Linked DNA regions of Homo sapiens: region 2 is linked to region 1. Evidence: chromatin contacts called from ENCODE Hi-C or POLR2A ChIA-PET data. All regions are on one chromosome and are shown on one strand. The core of a region is the stretch at or near the end of the contact, and the rest is flanking DNA. Distances in the headings are between cores, read along the strand shown. Region 1 overlaps PITPNM2 (phosphatidylinositol transfer protein membrane associated 2). Region 2 has its middle 5.7 kb from the start of VPS37B.

The links. Hi-C counts contacts between places; a loop is a spot of excess contacts on that map. ChIA-PET counts read pairs that join two places held with the same protein, here RNA polymerase II (POLR2A). Pooled maps may share reads with other maps.
Region 2: a loop to region 1 is called in a pooled map, with 2.2 times the contacts of the local background. The contact joins two enhancer-like sites. A Hi-C loop is called at or near these places in 1 of 168 maps with a recorded cell type or tissue (natural killer cell) and 7 of 50 pooled maps. POLR2A ChIA-PET finds 5 or more read pairs at or near these places in 2 of 52 experiments (activated T-cell and endothelial cell of umbilical vein).

Annotation. Positions count from the first base shown.
Region 1 is chr12:123,061,661-123,064,360 of GRCh38, forward strand. All of the region lies in intron 2 of PITPNM2 (phosphatidylinositol transfer protein membrane associated 2), which reads right to left. Among named protein-coding and RNA genes, the nearest start is that of PITPNM2-AS1, 18 kb to the right of the region's middle. Within about 2 kb of position 1,336, at least 25 of the 41 ENCODE cell types and tissues checked have a DNase peak (open chromatin) inside an H3K27ac peak, as active enhancers do.
Region 2 is chr12:122,900,482-122,903,181 of GRCh38, forward strand. No RefSeq gene overlaps it. Among named protein-coding and RNA genes, the nearest start is that of VPS37B, 5.7 kb to the left of the region's middle. Within about 2 kb of position 1,355, at least 4 of the 41 ENCODE cell types and tissues checked have a DNase peak (open chromatin) inside an H3K27ac peak, as active enhancers do.

The DNA of each region.
Region 1 (2,700 bases), core at 86-2,585:
GGAAAGAACTTGTACACTGGGGAGTCAGAAAAAGGGGGAAGCCTGGGGCTTTCAGGCCCTGACAAAGCTCCTGCATCCAAGGGAGCTTCTGAAGGTTGTAGGAGAAGGTGGCTGCTAGCAGGGTCCCCAAGAACAGCTGCCGACAGAGTTTGGACAAAGTTATGCCATCTCCCTATGTGCCAGTGGCTTCAGAGAGTTCTGGAGGAAAGACCCAAGAGCCGGAGCAGCTATGAGGGCTGGCTGCTGGGAAGAGATGGAGTTGGGTGCGGAGGAAGGCACAGGTGTTCTAACAAAGGGACTCTGAGAAGCAGGAACTACGGTGTAGAGGTAGGCGGTAAGTTCCTAGGGAGGCCCTGCAGCAACTGAGGGGCCCCTGCTCCTCCTCCTCCTTCTCCCTGCCAAGTAGAGCAGCCTGGCTTGCATCTGTCTGCTCCCCTCCGGTGCACCTGGGACCCTGATGCTTGCTGCTTCCCATTTCAACAAATCCAGGGAGACAGGTTCCTGAGTCCCCAGACTCCCTCCCAGACAGGCAGCCAGGTGGAAGGGAAAGTTTGGGGTCCAGCGCCTGCACTTCTCATCTCTCCGTCCTTAGATCTGATACTTGCAACTGAGCCTTGGTTTACTCATCTGTAAAGGGAGGTGGTAATACGTCCAGTGAGGGGGTAGAACACTATGCCTGGCAACCAAGATGTGTTCTGTCACCCACAGGAATACTAAAAATATCTAACCCCTGGGCACTGCTGCTGGCTGTGGGGCTGGGGGAATCCTGGAGGTGCCTGTGGACAGCATTGCCCACTTAGCTCCAGAAATCCCAGGGAAGGGACAATAAGGGGGACGGGGCAGGGGCAGAGGCTATTTACCAGCAAAAAAAAGTACAGCACTCTTGCTCTTGGGGCTAGATGTATCTAGGATTTCAGAATATCCTGAACTTTAGACAGGTAAAGCTGCATATCTCAGCAGCATCCAATAAACAAATACATTGAACTCTCTGCAGTGAAAGACATGAATATAGAATACATAAAGACTATAAATAGCCTCACTTGGACTATAAATAGCCTCACCTCAGTTCAGGAAAAATTTTGCTGCCAAATGAGTTACAAAAAAGTGTCTGGTTTTCAGTGTGCTGGATTTTGGAATTGAGGATAAGGAATTGTGGATCTGCACATCAATGTTTTCACCACATATCTGTGTGAACCAACTGCATATCACCCCTGCTTCACCCCACTACCAATGCAGGACAGATGAGGGGTGACATGTGCTCTGCCTCTAAAACTCACCAGGCCCTGTGACCTTGGGGAACACAGTCCAAAGAGATGAGTCACACACGAAAGCAAATGTGCACACACACACAAACAGCAATGCCTATAAATATATTCATAACACAGGCCTGCGGGCACATAGGTCCACAAGGACGCAGAGCCCAGCTCTGCTGACGGAACCTGTGTTGCCCCAGGGCCCGCTGACCCCTGCTCAGGGCAAGGCCTGTGTTTCCAGGCCTGTGACTGGGCAAGCAAGGGTAGGCAGGAATGAGGAACACGGCAGGGCTTGGTGGTTGAGAGCTTCCTCATCTCTGCAGTGTGGAGAAGGGGCAGGTATGCCAGGCAGACCTGGCTCTGGTACCAGCACTGCCACTGCCCAGCCGGTGGCCTTAGATAGGTGGCCTTGGGCAGGTGGCCTGCGCCCCTGGCTGGGCTGCATTTCTTCACCTGCAAAGTCTGAGTGAAACAGGCCTCTTGGGCTTGGTGAGAGGCACACAGGAGCCCCCAGGGCTTGGCACACAGCTGGTGCTTAGGAAGTGCTTGCTGACTCTGTTCTGTGACGTTGCTTAAATGCATAATATTTAAAAGAGGGGGCTAAAATAAGTGGCCCCTTCAGTCCCAGAAGCGTCTCCCTCTCCCCCAGGGCTCTCTTTGGAGGCAGAGCCCCTTGTGGGTCTCTGTCCTACACCAGGGCTCTCTGGTCAGAATGCAGATGAGACCTACTGGATGCTCTGGCTGCCAAGAGCAGCCCCCACGAGACCAGGCTCCAGGTCTGGAAGGAAAAGCCTAGAGCAGGGACCCCTGGAGGAGGGGTCACAGCATTGCAGGCAGAACTCAGGCTTTGACATCAGAATGGTGCTCTGATCACACAGCTCCACCCCTCACTTGGTCTTAAGGAAGTTACTTAAACTCTCTGAGCCTCAGTTCTTCATTTTATAGGTGAAGGTATGTGGACCTTCATTTTATAGGTATGTGGACCTAGTCCAATACCACACACACCTCATAGGGTAGTAAGGGGAATAAATTAACAGACAATCAATGTAAAGCACCCAGCACACAACACCCAAGCAACAGCAGCAGCCGCTATTATTACTATAATGATGATGGTGATGGTGATGGTGATGCTGGGGATCAGCCCTGCTAAAGAACTGTGTCCCCACACTCAAAACAGTCAGGACTAGGGGAAACAAATCATTGATATCATTTTGTCACTATGCATTATTGCCAGCCTTCCCAGGGTTGGGGCCGTTGCTCACTGTTTCGACCCTCCCAGCAACGCTGCCAGCAGGCAGACAGACGCACTCTCCCCACTCCAAATTGGAAAATGGAAACCAAGAGAGCGACAGGGACTTGGTCAAGGTCATCGGGCAAGTCAGTAGCAGGGAAGGGATGAGAACTCCTCATTCTGGGCCCAGGGTGACACCAAACCGATCCCAACCAG
Region 2 (2,700 bases), core at 105-2,604, 160 kb before region 1:
GCTCTGCCGCCCAGGCTGGAGTTCAGTGGCATGATCTCAGCTCACTGCAACCTCCGCCTCCCAGGATCAAGTGATTCTCATGCCTCAGCCTCCTGAGTAGCTGGGATTACAGGCACATGCCACCACACCCAGCTAGTTTTTATATTTTTAGTAGAGACGGGGTTTCAACATGTTGGCCAGGCTGGTCTCGAACTCCTGATCTCAGGTGATCCACCCACCTTGGCCTCCCAAAGTGCTGAGATTACAGGAGTGAGCCACTACACCCGGCCAAGGATTTTTGTATTTTTTTTTTTAACTAAAAGGAAGAAAACGAATATAACTAATGTAAATGTAGCTGCTCACAACCTCAAGAAAAACAAAAAAGAGTTTATTAAATATCACTGGCAAAACCAAAATGGTCACCAACAAAAATAATAAAATCCTGCAAACCCAAACTTACGTGCTGCACCAACCCACAATAAATAAAAATGTATTGGGTGATATGCCATGAAACAGAGCAGGGCAGATTTTCACAGCCTGATTTTCACTAAACTCCCTGCTGGAGTGTTACTGAAAATTCACTTTTCTTACTATTTACTTAAAGGAAGATGGGGGTCTTAATCTTGCTCTTTTTTTTTATCTCTCAACAAAAATGCTTCTGTTTTGCATCATTATTTCATATTTAAAAAGAGGTGATAAAGCTATTTTTACCTCTTGTGTTGATCAACCCAGCCAGGGAGAACAACTGCAAGACCACTTAACTTTTTTTTTTTTTTTTGAGACGGAGTCTCACTGTCGCCCAGGCTGGAGTGAGTGGCACAATCTTGGCTCACTGCAGGCTCCGCCCCCTGGGGTTCACACCATTCTCCTGCCTCAGCCTCCCGAGTAGCTGGGACTACAGGCGCCCGCCACCTCGCTCGGCTAATTTTTTGTATTTTAAGTAGAGATGGGGTTTCACTGTGTTAGCCAGGATGGTCTCGATCTCCTGACCTCGTGATCCGCCCGCCTCGGCCTCCCAAAGTGCTGGGATTACAGGCGTGAGCCACCGCGCCTGGCAAGACCACTTAGCTTTTGCTTCCCTTATGAATGATTTCTCTGGTCACCCCTAGAGAGGACCCCAACTGTTTTCAAGTCCCAGAACCTTGCTTTCCTCATTAAAATAGCCTTCAGAAAGTGGCCCTGCAGCATTTTTTGCCTGATTTGCCTTGACACCGCAGATAAACCACAGAGGCAACAGCCTGTTCTCTGCTTATATGCATTGCGATAAGCCTGACAGTTTCAAGAAGATTAGGTTCATCCACTAAGAAATTAACTCAGCTCTAACATTCACCTCGAACCCTGACAATGTTGAAAAACCTTACGTCTAAGTGGTTATAACACTTGAGTTGGTTTACACATAGGTAAAAGTACAAAGACAGGATTTCCAGGCATTGGGTTTGCAAATTCTCTAGAGAGAAACTAGAAACTGAAACCCTCTCAAGGTGGTTTTTTGTTTTGTTTTGTTTTGTTTTTTTTTAGGAAACCTTTATAGGTTTTTGTTTGCTTGCTTCTTTAGTTACAAAAGTAATTTGCACCTTGAATTTCTTAACTGAGTCATGGGCTTATATTATTATCTATTCCTTTTGATAAATTTGAACTATTTATAATAAAATATACAAATTAACATCCAAATACTTAAAAATAACGTTTGTTTACTGTAAAAACTGTCTAAACTGTGAGAAGTGTGTAAGCTGAAAAGTTAACAACAAACCCTATTGAACCCATGTCCCAGAGGTAGCCACAGTGATCAGTTTTGTTTCGGTTCTAGAATTTTTAAAAAGATAAACATGTACGGGCTGGGCGTGGTGGCTCACGCCTGTAATCCCAGCACTTTGGGAGGCCGAGGCGGGTGGATCATGAGGTCAGGAGATCGAGAACAGCCTGGCTAACATGGTGAAATCCTGTCTCTACTAAAAATACAAAAATTAGCCGGGCGTGGTGATGCATGCCTGTAATTCCAGCACTTGGGAGACTAGATGGGAGGATCACCTGAGCCCAGGAAGTCGAGGCTGCAGTGAGCAGTGATCGTGCCACTGTACTCCAGCCTGGGCAACAAAGGGAGACCCTGTCTCGAAAAAAAAAAAATTACCTGGGTATGGTGGCACATGCCTGTAGTCCCAGCTACTTAGGAGGCTGAGTCAGGAGGATTGCTTGAGCCCAGGATTTGGAGGCTGCAGTGAGATATGATCGTGCCACTGCTCTCCAGCCTGGGTGACAGAGCGAGACCCTGTCTCAAAAATAATAATAAAATGGCATAAAATAAAATTCAAATAGTAGATAAGGGGGTCAAACAAAAACCATTAACAACTTGTGTTTCCTTCCAGAAGTTTTTTCAGTGCTTATTCAAGCAACTATATTCATATCCACCCTCCTACCCACTTACTTTTTTTTTTTAAAGCAAGAGAGATCACACTCTACTTATATGGAACGTGTCACTTTGCAATCATATAGCTAAGGACAAATCAATATAACTCCTTAGCGACATTAGCTGACCCATAGCTGGTTCCAAAAACTCTTGAAACCTATTCAACAGGTGTTGCCTGAATTTACCTTTCCCCTAGTAGTGCTGAAAATAACGTTGGTGTTTTTTTTTTTTTTTCCTTTGAATTCCATGCAGGGTGTTTTCTTCTTTTTTTTTCAAGTGAAGATTCTTCTCAGCAGAAGGTGTTAATCCAGGCACTA